Regions from separate parts of the Homo sapiens genome. Here region 1 is linked to region 2. Evidence: read pairs that join two places in POLR2A ChIA-PET (ENCODE). Cell type or tissue: PC-9. All regions are shown on one strand.

Region 1 (8,000 bases), 160 kb after region 2:
TCATGCCACAGCACTCCAGCTGGGGCAACAGAGCAAGACTCCACCTCAAAAAAAAAAACAAAAAACAAAACAACAACAAAAAAATAATAATTAAAAGTAGTTACCTCTGGGGCTAGGAAGTTGGGGGAGGGAGACTAGGCACTGCTGTTTTTCCTAAGAGACCTTATTAAACCATTTGGCTCTTTAAATTATGACTATGAATAATTTTGAAAAATAAAAAGTTGATACTCATCTAATTCAAGTGGGTGTCCTTATTTTAAGTATCTTAAAAGTTAAGAGAAATCTTAACTGGGTCAATTAGCTTGACTGAGCTCAAATGGAGCAGTATTATAAAAAGGTTGAGTATTAGATATTCGTTTGATGCAATGGTTCACAACCCCAGATGCACAACCCTGGTTGCACAATTGAACCACCAGGGGAATTTTTAGAGCCTACTCATGCCATGCCCCATCCAAGCCACTCAAATTGAGCCTCTAGGGCTCACAGGGGCATCCGTAGTTTTATTTTTATTTATTTTATTTTTGAGACAGAGTCTCACTCTGTCACCCAGGCTGGAGTGCAGTGGTGCAATCTTGGCTCACAGCAATCTCCGCCTCCTGGGTTCAAGCTATTCTCCTACCTCAGCCTCCCAAATAGCTGGCAGTACAGGTGCACGGCACCATGTCTGGCTAATTTTTGTATTTTTAGTAGAGATGGGGTTTTACCATGTTGGCCAGGCTTGTCTCAAACTCCTGACCTCAAGTGATCCGCCCACCTCAGCCTCCCAAAGTGCTGGGATTACAGGCATGAGCCGCCACACCCAGCCCATCCCTAGTTTTTTATTTATTTATTATTTTTTTTTGAGACGGAGTCTTGCTCTGTTGCCCAGACTGGAGTGCAGTGGTGCGATCTCGGCTCACTGCAAGCTCTGCCTCCCGGGTTCAAGCCATTCTCCTGCCTCAGCCTCTCGAGTAGCTGGGACTACAGGCGCCCGCCACCACACCTGGCTAATTTTTTCTATTTTTAGTAAAGACGGGGTTTCACCGTGTTAGCCAGGATGGTCTTGATCTCCTGACCTTGTGATCTGCCTAGTTTTTGTTTTTGTTTTTTTTTGAGGCAGAGTCTCACTCTGTCGCCCAGGCTGGAGTGCAGTGGTGCGATCTCGGCTCACTGCAAGCTCTGCCTCCCGGGTTCACGCCATTCTCCTGCCTCAGCCTCCTGAGTAGCTGGGTCTACAGGCATGTGCCACCACGCCTGGCTTTTTTTTTTTTTTTTTTTTTTTTTGTATTTTTAGTAGAGATGGGGTTTCACCATGTTAGCCAGGATGGTCTTGATCTTCTGACCTCGTGATCTGCCCACCTCGGCCTCCCAAAGTGCTGGATTACAGGCATGAGCCACCACACGCGGCCGCCCATCCCTAGTTTTAAAAGTCCTTCAGTTGGCTACACGTGGCCCATTCCTAGTTTTAAAAGTCCTTCAGGTGGCTGGGCCTGGTGGCTTACACCTGTAATCCCAGTACTCTGGGAGGCCGAGGCAGATGGATCACTTGAGGTCAGGAGCTCGAGACCAGTCTGGCCAATATGGTGAAACCCCACCTCTACTAAAAATACAAAAATTAGCCTCTACTAACAATAAAAATATTAGTTGTAGTGGCCTGCGCCTGTAGTCCCAGCTGCTCTGGAGGCCGAGGCAAGAGAATCGCTTGAACCCAGGAGGTGGAGGTTGCAGTGAGCAGAGGTTGCCGCCACTGCATTCCAGCCTGGGCAATAGAGCGAGACACCATCTGAAAAAAATAAAAAAAAGAAAAAGAAAAAGAAAAAAGAAAAAAATTCTAACGTGTATCAAGATTAAGAACCACAGTTCTAATGATGACCTGAGGAAATGTTTTTAAATTCACTCCTAAGTTGCCTTTAAATGCAACTCATAGGATACTTACTCAACAGCATGGAATCTAAGTTTTGGTCCCACTTCCAAGAGAGGGAGGCTAGGTGGAAGATGAAGACCCCACTTTGGAGGTAGGAACACAACAGAGAATCCAGGCTATACGAGGAAGTCAATTTCAGTGTTGCTACTAAATATAATCCTTAAGTCATGAGAGCAGTAGACTTCGTGGCCTTAGCATAGGGCGAAGAGTGGCAATGCAGGGCACGGATTTATTTTCTTCCTCCTGAAGAAAACAAAATGCTGGAAGAATTCCTCTTTATCATGTGTTCAGAGCACAAGTTAGCCTGTGACTCTTAAAAACAAACACATAAAACCAAACCTTCAAAACAATTGTGTTTAGCAGATGATAAGTGCAAACCAATGGTCCCTTCACAATCCCTTCCCTCTCTTTGGGCTGCTGGAACCACCCTGTATTAGTCTCGGAGGCAGAATGACTTTATGATTCATCAGATCTGCGCTTGATTTTTAAAAACACATTTTATGGGCAAGCATTAGGTCAGCAGAAACTTCCTTCCCACTTGGCATATTTCATAAATCAGACGCAGAAAACACTTGGAGGCAAGCCCATGCCGGATATTCAGGGCTGTGTCAGGAAGTCAAGGTCACTATCATTACATTCCAAGTCAAGAGCGATGGCCTCTATATGGTCTCAATTCTCAGGGAATGTCCTTACCTGAGGCACAGGATGGAAACTGGCTTTTAAGCAAAATGGAGTATCCCACCTCCCCAAAGGAGTCTACTTCTCCCTTCTGGCATGATGAGACCTGCCTGATGGTAGCCCCAGGACCCAGGATGGCTAACATTTCGCAGGCGCCATGTGCCAGGCGGTGTTCTAAGTGCTTTGTGCATTCCTCACCCCTGAGGTATTTGGGTGAACCACACTTGCTAACTTGCCAAATGCCACATCATGGTCAAATAAGAACCAGAATTCACAGTATAAGGCTCATGCTGGGACAGTACTAGGTTAAATATCCATGGAGAAAAAGGAAAGCTAGGAAATAGGTCAGGAGGGAGGCTGGGAGGCCATAGGAGGCGGAGGTGATGGTGCTGCCGGGTTGCCCACTCCTGGCTCCTCTCCTCCCCATCTGCCTGTCCCAGCTCATCTCAGCTGCTTGCCCTCTCATCCTTTCCTTGGAAAAACATCCCAGCTGTTGGGGCCTGGAATACTCCAGCATCAGCCACACCCCTCTGGCCTGATGTGTATGGCTGTGTCAATGTGCAGCAGGAGGCAAGTGGCTTCCACCCTGGTGCCAAGGTCTATGGAGCCAGCAGACTGGAGAGGACAGTCTGGCTGACAGAGGTGGCCTGCCTTGCAGCTGGAAGCACTTACGTAAGGATCGCAATGCAATGTGGCTGCTTTGCACAGCCTTGCCCCTCTGGACAAGTTTCCGAAGATTGCTAAAATGCAGTTCTGTGAAGTTAGTACTGCAGAGGAAGGTACCATCCAGATCTAGCTGTTCTGACTCAGGGATGCCTTCCTCAATTGGCCAGACTTGGAGAGTTACAGCCCGTACATCATAAGCATAGTCCTTCCACAAGCCATGCTCAAGGGGGTTGATGGACGAACCCAGCCCCCAAGGGAATGCTTAATTACATGGGGACTGTAGTGCTTTGGCTCTGGGTTCTTACTGACTACCGTCACCCACATTTTCAATTCCTTTGAGTTTCAAATATTACAAAAGGCATGGTTTAGAAACGTGACACTGTTAGCTACCTGAGCAGAACTTGGAACAGCAGCTGGATGGCAAACAGTGCCAGATGGAGGCCTTAGGGTGAGAAGCAGCTGAGTGATGAGGGTTAGAAGCAGCACCATTTGGCTGTGTAAGAGGCAGAGGGAGGATGGAGCGCAGCTGACCTCTGACCTAGTCTAGGATGGCTGCCCTGCCCTTCAGCTGTGGTGTTGGCAAGAGAGGGTGGGTGGCCGTGTGGTGTCAGGAAAGCCAAGTGGCCAGAAGTCACCCGTCCTCTCTATTTTAAAGGCACAGGTGTTTCTTCTCCAGGTCTTGCCTGGTGAGTCCTTTCCCTTTCTCCTTGAGAATCCTGAGGTTTCAACATGGGAGGAGGTGAAACCCTCCTACATTGCAGGTGGGAACATTTAATAACGTGGCCACACTTCACTGCCTGACTGCCGCCATCATGGGTCGCATGCATGCTCCTGGGAAGGGCCCGTCCCGGTTGGCTTTGCCCTATCGCCACAGCATCCCCACTTGGCTGAAGTTGACATCTGATGACGTGAAGGAGCAGATTTACTAAGTGGCCAAGAAGGGCCTGACTCCTTCACAAATTGGTGTGATCCTGAGAGACTGACATAGTGTTGCACAAGTACGTTTTGTGACAGGCAATAAAATCTTAAGAAATCTTAAGTCTAAGGGACTTGCTCCTGATCTCCCTGAAGATCTCTACCATTTAATTAAGAAAGCAGTTGCTGTTCAAAAGCATCTTGAGAGGAACAGAAAGGATAAGAATGCTAAATTCCATCTGATTCTGATAGAGAGCTGGATTCACCACTTGGCTCGATATTACAAGACCAAGCGAGTCCTCCCTCCCAATTGGAAATATGAATCATCTACAGCCTCTGCCCTGGTAGCATAAATTTGTCTATGTACTCAAGCAATAAAATGATTGCTTAACAACAACAAAAAAACCCAATAACGTAGCCACTGTGAAAAACAGGTTAGTAGTTTCTCAAAACATTAAACAGAGTTACCATGTGACTCAGCAATTCCACTGCTAGATGGAATTAAAAACATGTCCACACAAAAGCCTAAAGTTCATATCAGCATTATTCATAATAGCCAAAAAGTGCAACAACCCAAATGTTCATCAACTGATGAATGGATAAACAAAGTTTGGTATGTTCAAATAGCGGAGTATTACTCAGCCATAAAAAAAGAATCAAGTACAGACATATGCCACAATGTGGACAAACCATAAAAACACTATGTTAAATGAAAAAAGTCAGACACAAAAAGCCATGTGTTGTCTGATTCTATTGATATGCAATGTCCAGAATAGGCAAATCCATAGAGATAAAAAGTAGGTTAATGGTTGCCAGAAGGTGAGGGAAGGGAGAAATTGGGAGTGACTCCTAATGGGTATGAGGTTTCTTTATGAGATGACAGAAGTGTCTGGAATTAAAGATGATGGTTGGATAACATTGTTAATATATTAGAAATCATTGAGTTGTATAATTTAAAATGGTTTTATGTTATATAAATTTTATCTAAATTTTTAAATTGCAAAAACCATGGAAGAAAAAACCACCTTAAAAGATACTTTATTTATTTTTACTTTTTGAGACAGAGTCTCGCTCTATCACCCAGGATGGAGTGCAGTGGCATGATCTCGGCTCACTGCAACCTCTACCTCCCAGATCCAAGCAATTCTCCTGCCTCAGCTTTCTGAGTAGCTGGGATTACAGGTACGTGCCACCACGCCCAGCTAATTTTTGTGTTTTTAGTAGAGGTGGGGTTTCACCATGTTGGCCGGGCTGCCCTCAAACTCCTGACCTCAGGTGATCCACCCGCCTCAGCCCCGCCAAAGTGCTGGGATTGCAAGGGTGAGCCACCACGCCTGGCCAAAATATACTTTAATAAAAAGTTGTTATAAAAGTAATGCCCAGGCTGGGTGTGGTGGCTCACGCCTGTAATCCCAGCCCTTTGGGAGGCCGAAGTGGGTAGATCACCTGAGATCAGGAGTTTGAGACCAGCCTAGCCAACATAGTGAAACCCCATCTCTACCAAAAATACAAAAATTAGCTGGGTATGGTGGCACGCAGGAGAATCACTTGAACCCGGGAGGTGAGGGTTGCGGTGAGCTGAGATCGTGCCTCTGCACTCCAGCCTGGGTGACAGAGCAGGACTGTCTCAAAAAAAAAAAAAAGAAAAGAAAAGAAAAAAAGAAGAAGAAAAATAATGCCCAGCAAATTTATTTCAGCAATACTTTTGATTTCCAAGAACTGTAATGACAGAAATTAAAAAAAAAAATGGCTGGAGATTCTTCCAAATCTGAGATATCCATGTTTCCTTTAGAGTTTTATTCTAGTTTCTTCTTTGATTATGCATCCTTGAGAGTATTCTTTGTGCTGAGTCTGTTACTTCTCCCATGCAATTAGTTTTCTTTCAATATCTGGTGATCCTTGGGGTCAGTTAATAGCTAGAGCTAAGATGTGTGGGGTGGAAGATTGGCCCAGCCAACTGCTGGGGACTGCTGCTTCCCATCTTGGCATTGTTCCATCATTTTGTAAGAGAAAACTTTCACTTTTTTGAGAGGTGCTTTTTATTGCCTGAAGTGGGCTAGAGATCCCTCTAGCTGGGTTCTATTGTCAGTTTACTCCCATTGACATTAAATCTGGAAATTCCACATTGCTGATGGGACCCCCCCCCACCTCCAGTGTGTTAATGCTACTATTGATTATTGAGCTGTAATAGATCTTTTCAATAGAATTTGAAAACAGGGAGGACAAGATATAATCCAACTGAAAAAAATGAGCACTACTTATGCTTTAAACTAAAGCTTTAAAACACATATTCAATTATTTGCAAATACATTAAAAAAAAGAATAGTTGATTTCCTATTATCAAATTTGATACAAGTAATTTTCTGATAAAAATGATAATAAAGATAAAACACTAAGTTTTATCTCATTAAATGTAATCTTGCTAACAAAATAAAAATGTTAAGGTCAAATGAATACAGATGTATAAAAGTAAAATGCAGCTCAGATGTTAATACCACTGGCCACTAAAAGGAACCAGGACTCCTTGGAGAAAGGGTTTCCTCTTTCACTTATTTATATTAGTTAAAAAAACAAAACCATGAGCCAATGCTATCAGTGGGTTCTAATCCTTTCCTATTATCTATTTGATGCTCACATTGTCCCAAATTTGGCCAGTGGAGGCCTCTTACAGAAAAGTGGGTAAAGATAAAACACAACCATGAAATTCAAATTTCATTCAACTAAGTAGCTTTACAACTGGTTACAAGAACACCACCTTTAAACATATCATCCTCCATGTTTAGAAATCTAAATAAAATATCCAATAAATAATACATAAGGAATAAAAGGACAACTCATTTTTTTAAACTGCTAATAACCATGCTGCCTAATACATTATTAGATGTACTTAATGATACTTGAGTGAGGAAGAACCATTTTTTTTTTAGGGAATTTGGGTGTATTTGTTACAGCACAAATATAGAAATGGCCAACACTTGTTTCCTAAAGTGTCTTAAAATAAAATCCAGTCTCTTCCCATTTTGAAATACTAATGACAGCTGGTAGTTTTCATATGAGTGCATTTCAACTTTACAACCACTGTGAGGAAGCTAAAGTCCAGATAATTTAAACCTTCAAGACCAAAGACCCAAGTAAGTGGTTGCGCAACTACCGAACACTATCAGATCTCTTTGTACATTTTCCCCAGAGGAATCAGATAACTTTATGATTTTGATTTAAAAAGAAATGTAACTTTCAACCATATTGAAATGAAGGGGTCTTACCTCTCAAAGTACAAAAATCTGAGCATTTTTAAAGACCAAAAGTCTTGTGTGCAAGGTGTCTAAAGACGCAGATACCCTCCTCTTCCAAAGTCAACTATTAAAGCCTGAGTCATTCTTCTATCGGTAACAGTTAATTCCAAAATGAGCTTTGAAGACAAAGCAAGAAAATGGTTTCCTGGTGCTGTAAAGACCATTTGTTGCCAGGTGGACCTTTCAAACGAAGACGCAGAGGGGCGCCCATCTGCTCTGCTGCCCAAGCCCAGGTGAACCTCTGGGTGGAATAAGAGCCGAGGACTTTAGACCAAGCCCCTCCCCTCAAAACCCCAAAGCCGGGGCCTGGCGCGGTGGCTCACGCCTGTAATCCCAGCACTTTGGGAGGCCGAGGCGGGCGGATCACGAGGTCAGGAAATCGAGACCATCCTGGCTAACACGGTGAAACCCCGTCTCTACTAAAAATACAAAAAAATTAGCCGGGCGTGGTGGCAGGCGCCTGTGGTCCCAGCTATTTGGGAGGCTGAGGCAGGAGAAAGGCGTGAGCCCGGGAGGCGGAGCTTGCAGTGAGCCGAGATCCCGCC
Region 2 (8,000 bases):
GAGACAGGGAAGCTCTGGGCATGAAATTACAATTTTTTAAAAAGAATAAACAACTAATTAACAAAAAATTAAAACATGAGATCGGTGCTTTGCCCTGTTTTTGAGTCTAAATTTATTCTACCCATATGGTGAACTCCAAGTCACAAAAGTAACAACAACAACAACAATTTCCCCTGCCCAATGATACCACTGGGGCCCCTGGTAGAAACTCTTAGGAAATCCTGTAGCCAGGTGTGGTGGTGTGCACTTGTAGTCCCAGCTACTCAGGAGGCTGAGGTGGGAAGATCACTTGAGCCCAGGAGTTTGAGACCGTTCTGGGCAAAACAGCGAGGCCCATCTCAAAAACAAAAACAAAAACAAAAAAAAACACACAAAAGTTTTAAATTTAAAAAAAAAAATTGTTTTAAAGGAAACCCCCTTAAGGAAGAACAACACGCCTGTGAAAGCAGTTGGTAGTACTTTGCCGTCCCAGGCCTTCAAGAGGGAACCACCTAATGACAAGGTCTCTTTTGTGCATAGTTTGAATATCCATGAAGAAAGGAGATATTTCTGTTGTGGGAAATTGCCAGGATCCACCCACTGTAAAATGTGGAGGCAATTCCATATACCTTATTATTATTTATCCTGAAGGAAGTAGCTAACAATTTTCAAAAATTTTTATCTTTACTTATGTCAAAAAAAGCATAACTGCAACCAAAAGAAGAAAGTGACAATTCTACAGGGATAAAAAAGGGCACATACCTCCTCCCGTAAAAATATTCCGAAAAGGTGTTTAATTCCTAGGTCTAAAGAGCTATTGAACAAGAATCATAAGAGGATTTCGCAAGCTCAAGTCTCAAGTTGTCATCCCTGCTTTACTTTATAAAAGGAAAAACGTAAAAAAGGAATAAAGTGTAGGATGGTACCTTTAATTTTAACCTGATTCTGTCTTCCTCGTCAAGCACTTTCTCATCTTCAAATTCATCTTCATAAAACTGAGGATCAAAAGGTCTAAAAATTGTGTTTTTAACATCATGTTAGCCATATTTAGTAAGGAATATGATTAATATTATATTTAATCATCCCCACAATGTGCCTTCATGTGTTTCCAAAAATCACAGTAGACAAATAACTTCATGTAAACCTTCAAAGAAGTATGCAAATTACCATGCTTTCTGAAATTTGTCTCTAAAACATATTGCCTGAAATGAAATTCAAATGCAACTAACAATTCAAAATGTTATTTGATGAAATATGTCTTCCAAAGTATAGGCAACAGGTCTTACTGTCTTCCCTTATTTTTTAAGAAAATGTGTTAAGCATAAGAGCTTGCATGCGTGTACCTTAGTGAATCATACCCACTGACACTATTTTGTAGTACAAAATAATTGTCTTTTCTAGATTCGCAATGGATTTTGCATTAAACATTTGTAATTTTTTTTTTTTTTTAGACAGAGTCTCACTCTGTTACCCAGGCTGGAGTGCAGTGGCAGAACCTCGGCTCACTGCAACCTCCATCTGCTGGATTTAAGAGGTTCTTACGCCTCAGCCTCCCAAGTAGTTGGGATTACAGGCGTGCGCCACCATGCCTGGCTAATTTTTGTATTTTTAGTAGAGACAGGGTTTCACCATTTTGCCCAGGCTGGTCTCAAACTTCTGACCTCAAGTGATCTGCCCGCCTCAGCCTCCCAAAGTGGTGGGATTACAGGCATGAGCCACCGCACCTGGCCAGAACATTTGTGATTTCTCTAGCAGACTTTCTCACTCTTGTTTTCTGATTTGTCAGCTTTATACCAGTGAAAAACACCTTCATCCATTGTGATCTGTTTATGTAAAAGAAAGTGCCAAAATGCTAGAAAAATTATTAGCATTAAAATTCTCTCTCACCAGTGATTCATTTTTCTACCACAGCACATCCTAGATTTATATTTTTCAAAGTTATATGAGAAATTTCCCATCTTTGTGATTAGTCAACTCATGACAAATAAGAAAAAATATTTATTCTACGCATTTTTTTTAATATCTTGAAAATTTTAATCAGTCCTCTTACTTGGGTTCTATACTGAGAAACTTGGGTAGTTTAACAAAATACAATTCATTTCCTAAATCAGAGTTGATACTGGGAATTTCTTCTTCTATTATGGTTTCAGAAATTGGCTCTTCCTCCTGCTGGTCCTGAGGCACTCCATGTTCATCCTAAGAAAGGTATCAGAATGTGAGAGATTGAAGACATTAGAAATGTGCTAGCTTTACTCATCCTGCACTAGGCAGATGCAGGTTTGACGGGAAGTAAATTTTTTTTTTGATATGGAGTTTTCACTCTGTCACCCAGGCTGGAGTGCAGTGGCATGATCTCGGCTCGCTGCAACCTCCATCTCCCGGGTTCAAACCATTCTCCTGCCTCAGCCTCCTGAGTAGCTGGGATTACAGGCCCGTGCCACCAAGCCTGGCTAATTTCTGTATTTTTAGTAGAGACGGGGTTTCACCATGTTAGTCAAGCTGGTCTCAAACTCCTGACCTTAGGTGATGTGCCCACCTTGGCCTCCCAAAGTGCTGGGATTATAGGCGTGAGCCACCACCCCTGGTTGGGAAGTAAATTTACACTCCACTTTAGGGATAAAACAGTCAGCAACTCTTCCAAGCTTCTCCCTAAAACCTCACCTCATGCCTACAAAAAAGCAAAACAGGCTGGGCGCGGATTACTGGCTCACGCCTGTAATCTTAGAGACTTCGTCTCAAAAAAAAAAAAAAAAAAAAGGAAGACAAAACAAAACAAATAAAACACAGGAAAACAAGATCTGTTAGCCAACATTAGTAGAAAAAAGTATCTATTTTATTGACTTTTTTGCATAATATATTCAGCAACAGAAGTATGAAATTATTCACCCCATCAATACTAGACAACTATTAAAATCAGAATATCAGCATAGCTCATGCTTCTTGTCATAGGCTTGAATAAGAAAAAACTTTAAATCAAAGGTTTTTATATTACATATTAATTATATTTTTATATTATTTTATATTAGTCTAGCCCCTAAAGTTTGGCATCACCCTTATTCTGGGTAGTTCCTTCTGTGCCTTCTTATATCCAGAAATTCCCAATATAGCTAAGAAAGTCACCTATTCATCAGATGTTCAGCTATCCACGTCCTCTCTCAACATGAGAAAGACAGATTCATCAGCCTCTGAAGCTTTCTTTTTTAGCTTTGAATAATGGGATTGGTTGATATTGGTGATCGTACTTACAATCAGCTGTCCTGGAATAGGTGGTTGATTGCCCTCATCACTCTCAGAAGAAACGTCGTCTATATCTCCAAACAGATCCATGGTCCCACTAGGATCTTCGGTGTTGGGGGGAAATGCACAGTATTAATTTTTCCAACTAAAGTTCTTTACACAGTTAGTTCTTGGTCCACCACTTCAACATAGTCCAAAGATTCATAAGCCAAATCTCCACTAAACCAACCTCAAACTGGCTCCCTAAGCCAGGTTCTCAGAAGCTTAACTAACTAGCGTGTCTTTGGAGAAAGGAGGAGGCAGAGTTGGTGGGTGAAAGGTAATCACTGTGGCAGCCAGCTTTCAAGGTTCCTGCCCATCCTAGTGATTCCTGCCTCTGGTTTCCATGCCCTTGTGTGGTCTCCTCCAACACTGTGTCATGATTGATCTATGTGATCAGCAGAATACAACCTGTATTCGAGATGAGGCTATGAAAGACACTGGCTTTTCTGTCTTGCTCTTTCTGTCTTAGGTCACTTGCTCTGGGGAAAGCCACCTGCCATGCCGTGAGGACATTCAAACTGCCTATGGAGAGGTCCACATAGTGAAAAACTAAGGCCCCTGCCAAAACCCATGTGAGCCATCTTGGAAACAGATCCTTCAGCCCTAGGCAAGCCCTTAGATAATGTAGTGCCAGCCAACATCTTGACAGCAGCCTGCAAGAGACTCTGAGTTAGAAACAACCAGCGAAGCCATTCCTGAATTCCTAATCCTCAGAATCAGCATGATAATAGTAAATGCTTATTGTAAGTGCTGAGTTTGAGAGTGATTTGTTTTTATGTTTTTTTTTTTCTTTTTTTTTTTTTTTTTTTTTTGAGACAGGGTCTCACTTCGTCAACCAGGCTAGAGTACAATGGTGCGATCTCGGCTCACTGCAACCTCTGCCTCCCAGGTTCAAGCAATTCTTCTGCCTCAGCCTCCCAAGTAGCTGGGACTGTAGACACACACCACCATGCCCGGCTAATTTTTGAATTTTTAGTAGAAACAGGGTTTCACCATGTTGGTCAGGCTGATCTGAAACTACTGTCTTCAAGTGATCCACCCGCCATGGCCTCCCAAAGTGCTGGGATTACAGGTTTGAGCCACTGTGCCCGACCAGTTCTTTAGAGAAGTTTTACTAGTGTTTACCCTTTAAAAAGCTTAAGGTTCTATAAAAATGTTACGAACCTTTCCTAAATTCCTGGCTTTTAAAAGTGATGCATCCATAAGTGAGCCTAAGTACACAAACTTGTGGCATCAGGAGCCAGGGCCAAAATGTGTGCATTACTAGAACATGAAAAGCACCATTGCTTAGGGCTATCTTCCTAGTTACAATGTCTGAGTCATGGCCAGATGTGGTGGCTCATGCCTGTAATCCCAGCACTCTGGGAGGCTGAGGTGGGTGGATCACCTGAGGTCAGGAGTTGAGACCAGGCTGGTCAACATGGCGAAACCCTATCTTTACCAAACTTACAAAAATTAGGCAGGCGTAGTGGCACATGCCTGTAATCCCAGCTACTCAGGAGGCTGAGGCACGAGAATTGCTTGAACCCAGGAGGTGGAGGTTGCAGTGAGCCGAGATGCAGAGCGAGACTCCGTCTCAAAAAAAAAAAAAAAAAATTGCAAGTCAGTAAGTTAGTGAATAGCTAGATGCATAATTTGTACAATTTTATAAAGTTTAAGAAAAAGACATTTGCAATGGAGTTATGCTGACTCTTTTCCCTTGTTTGAATCCCCCAAACTGTCACAAAGTATATTTGATGGTAGCTTTGATTGTGATTGTGGCTGTCTAACAAAGACATCTGTTAACCAACACCTGCCAGGGCTCCCGGCTGAAATATGTAGCAACAAAGGAGCAAAATTCTGAACCAAAACAGAAAGAGTGCTTAACAGCATTTCACAACAGTGCTGCTCAGGACCAGCCCAACACTGAATGTATCTGCACTGTGCAAGAATGTTCATAGAAGCCTATGTTGTCCATATTTATCCACAATTGTGTCATATCTTTTTTTATTTTTTATTTTATTTTATTTTTTGAGACGGTGTCTCACTCTGTCGCCCAGGCTGGAGTGCAGTGGCACGATCTTGGCTCACTGCAAGCTCCACCTCCTGGGTTCAAGCAATTCTCCTGCCTCAGCCTCCGTAGCAGCTGGGATTACAGGCACCTGCCACCACACACAGCTAATTTTTGTGTTTTTAGTAGAGACGGGGTTTCACCATGTTGACCAGGCTGGTCCTGAACTGCTGACCTCAAGTAATCCACCTTCCTCGGCCTCCCAAAGTGCTGGGATTACAGGTGTGAGCCACGACACCCAGCCTAATTTGTGTCAAATCTTAAATCATTTGGCAAAGTACACATGAGCACATAGTATTTCATTCAGTTGGAGTTTCTTGGGTGTTTTCTTTAAGGTATTTGCAGTTGCTGCCCCTTTCTTGAACTCTGAGTACTAGAATCTTTTTAATTCTCAATATGAGTGGAGGTTTTTAGCTATAAATTAAATAGGAACTTGGCCTGCATAGCCACTGTGTATGGCCCAGAGCTGAGCAGACAGCCATAGTCATTTTATTATTTGCATACTGGGGACTAAACAAATGAGTAAATAAATTGAGGATATTTGAAACCAGGCTTTTTGCTTTTGGAGAAGGGGACAGAAGAGGCAATTCAGTAGGAGTCTGTATTAAGGGAGTCTGAGCCACCTAAACAAGAAACCTTCTCATGCCTTCTGGACCTCATTGGGCCGAGACAATAGATTGGTAAAAGACTGCCATACATACGCCCAATCTTACGGCTTCCTGGGACAGAAAATGCCCAGTTCATTCTGAGAAGCTCAGCCTGTGTAGTTACTTGATGTTCCATGATTAAGTGTTAAAAGGGCCTGTCTAGGCTGGGTGCGGTGGCTCTCGCCTGTAATCCCAGCACTTTGGGAGGCCGAGGCGGGTGGATCACAAGGTCAGGAGATTGAGACCATCCTGGCTAACATGGTGAAACCCTGTCTCTACTAAGAAAGTACAAAAAAATTAGCTGGGCGTGGTGGCAGGTGCCTGTAGTCCCAGCTACTCGGCAGGCTGAGGCAGAAGAATGGCGTGAACTCGGGAGGCAGAGCTTGCAGTGAGCCGAGATCGCACCACTGCACTCCAGCCTGGGGGTAGAGCAAGACTCCATCTCAAAAAAAAAAAAAAAAAAAAAGGGACTGTCTACAAAAGAGGACATGGATATGTTTCAAATCCCTAGAGACCTGTACTCAGTTCTCTTGCTGATTCTAACCGCAGGGTTCAGACAGCAGTGATATTTGCCACAAACACACTGAGCATTATCAGATATGCTGGGTTATTAGGCCAAAGTGGAAGAGCAGTTTGCCCTGTAGCCTGGAATTACTGCAGAACAGTCTCTTATTCTGGTCCTCACTTTAAACAGGTAGCATCTCTGCCTTACTTGGCAAAAGGTCAAAGTAGCATAATGAAATAAAGTGTACGTTGGCTCCTAAATCCAGAAAGATCCACCAAACATTCTTTTGCACTGGTAGGTGGTTTAAGGTACAGCACCTTATCCTTCATTTTGGAGGGGCTATCCAGACATGCTCCAGACCATTAGTCCCCCAGAAACTTCACTGAGGTGGCATGCCCCTAAATTTTGATGGGGATTATCTCCCACTCTCTGGTTTGCACGCTGATTACTAAGGCATCTAAAGTACAGTTATTTCCTACTCATCAGATCAGATACCATCAGCATAATGTCATCAATGCAGTGGACCAGTGTGACATGGGGAACATAAAGATGGTCACGATTTTTGCAGACTCCATATGCAAAGTATTATAGGTAAGTCCATGTAGCTGTGAGGCAAGACTGTTGCCTCAGACCAAAGGGGCTTCATTGGTCTAATAAGGGGTACCATTGGTCTAATGAGGGGTGCCATTGGTCTAAAAAGTAAAAGCAAACTGTTTCTATTTGTCATTACATATTAATATGGAGGGGAAAAAAGCATTTGCCCAGGCTGGTCTTGAACTCCTGACCTCAGGTGATCCACCCACCTCGGCCTCCCAAAGTGCTGGGATTATAGGCGTGAGCCACCACACCTGGCCCTGCCTACAGCTTTTGAAGGATACATGTCCTCCTCTGCTTAATATATTTCTCACAATTCTAGTGACCCAGCCTGGGTGAGAGTGAGACTGTCTCAAAAAAAAAAAAAAAAAAAAAGCAGCCGCTAGTATAGTCATTATTTGATTCGGTGTAAGATAACCAGTCATTTCCAAGATCAATCTGCCAATAGGCCATACAGGTGAGCTAAATTAGGGATGTGGCCGGGTGCAGCGGCTCATGCCTGTAATCCCAGCACTTTGGGAGGCTGAGGCAGGCAAATCATCTGAGGTCAGGAGTTCTAGAGCAGCTTGGCCAACATGGTGAAACCCTCCCTCTACTAAAAATATAAAAAAACTAGCCAGGCATGGTAGCCTGTGTCTGTAATCCCAGCTACTCGGGAAGCTGAGCCAGGAGAATCACTTGAACCTGGGAGGCGGAAGTTGCAGTGGGCTGAGGTCGCACCACTGCACTCCAGGCTGGGCAATGGAGTGAGACTCCGTCTCAAAAATAAGTAAATAAGGAGCGAGACTCTGTCTCATAAATAAAGAAATAAAATAATGAATAAATAAATGGGGGATATAAGAGGTCTCATCACCTCTGCTTCTTTCAAGTCTTTGATGGTATCATTCATCTTTGCAATTCCCCCAAGCATGCAGTGTTGTTTTTGCTTTATTATCCTGGTGAGAAA

Evidence for each region. Peaks named below come from ENCODE experiments on the same cell type or tissue, not always from the same donor. Only the 100,000 strongest peaks of a DNase experiment are listed, where the experiment ranks them.
Region 1: POLR2A ChIA-PET joins it to region 2 with 10 read pairs; 4 of 35 experiments call an interaction of 5 or more read pairs at or near these places.

The regions. Positions count from the first base shown.
Region 1 is chr15:52,091,236-52,099,235 of GRCh38, forward strand. The region is part of intron 1 of LOC112268150 (a long non-coding RNA gene); the gene reads right to left. It also overlaps the pseudogene RPS13P8. Among named protein-coding and RNA genes, the nearest start is that of BCL2L10, 18 kb to the right of the region's middle. RefSeq lists an enhancer at 2,192-2,725 and a silencer at 3,525-3,725. In PC-9, no CTCF peak of the experiment used is centred here; DNase peaks (open chromatin) are centred at 2,436, 2,786 and 4,556; H3K27ac peaks cover 4,271 bases.
Region 2 is chr15:51,927,304-51,935,303 of GRCh38, forward strand. It overlaps LOC112268148 (a long non-coding RNA gene), which reads left to right. Exons shown (of 3, transcript XR_007064635.1): 2 at 6,947-7,051. Among named protein-coding and RNA genes, the nearest start is that of LEO1, 40 kb to the right of the region's middle. In PC-9, no CTCF peak of the experiment used is centred here; no DNase peak of the experiment used is centred here.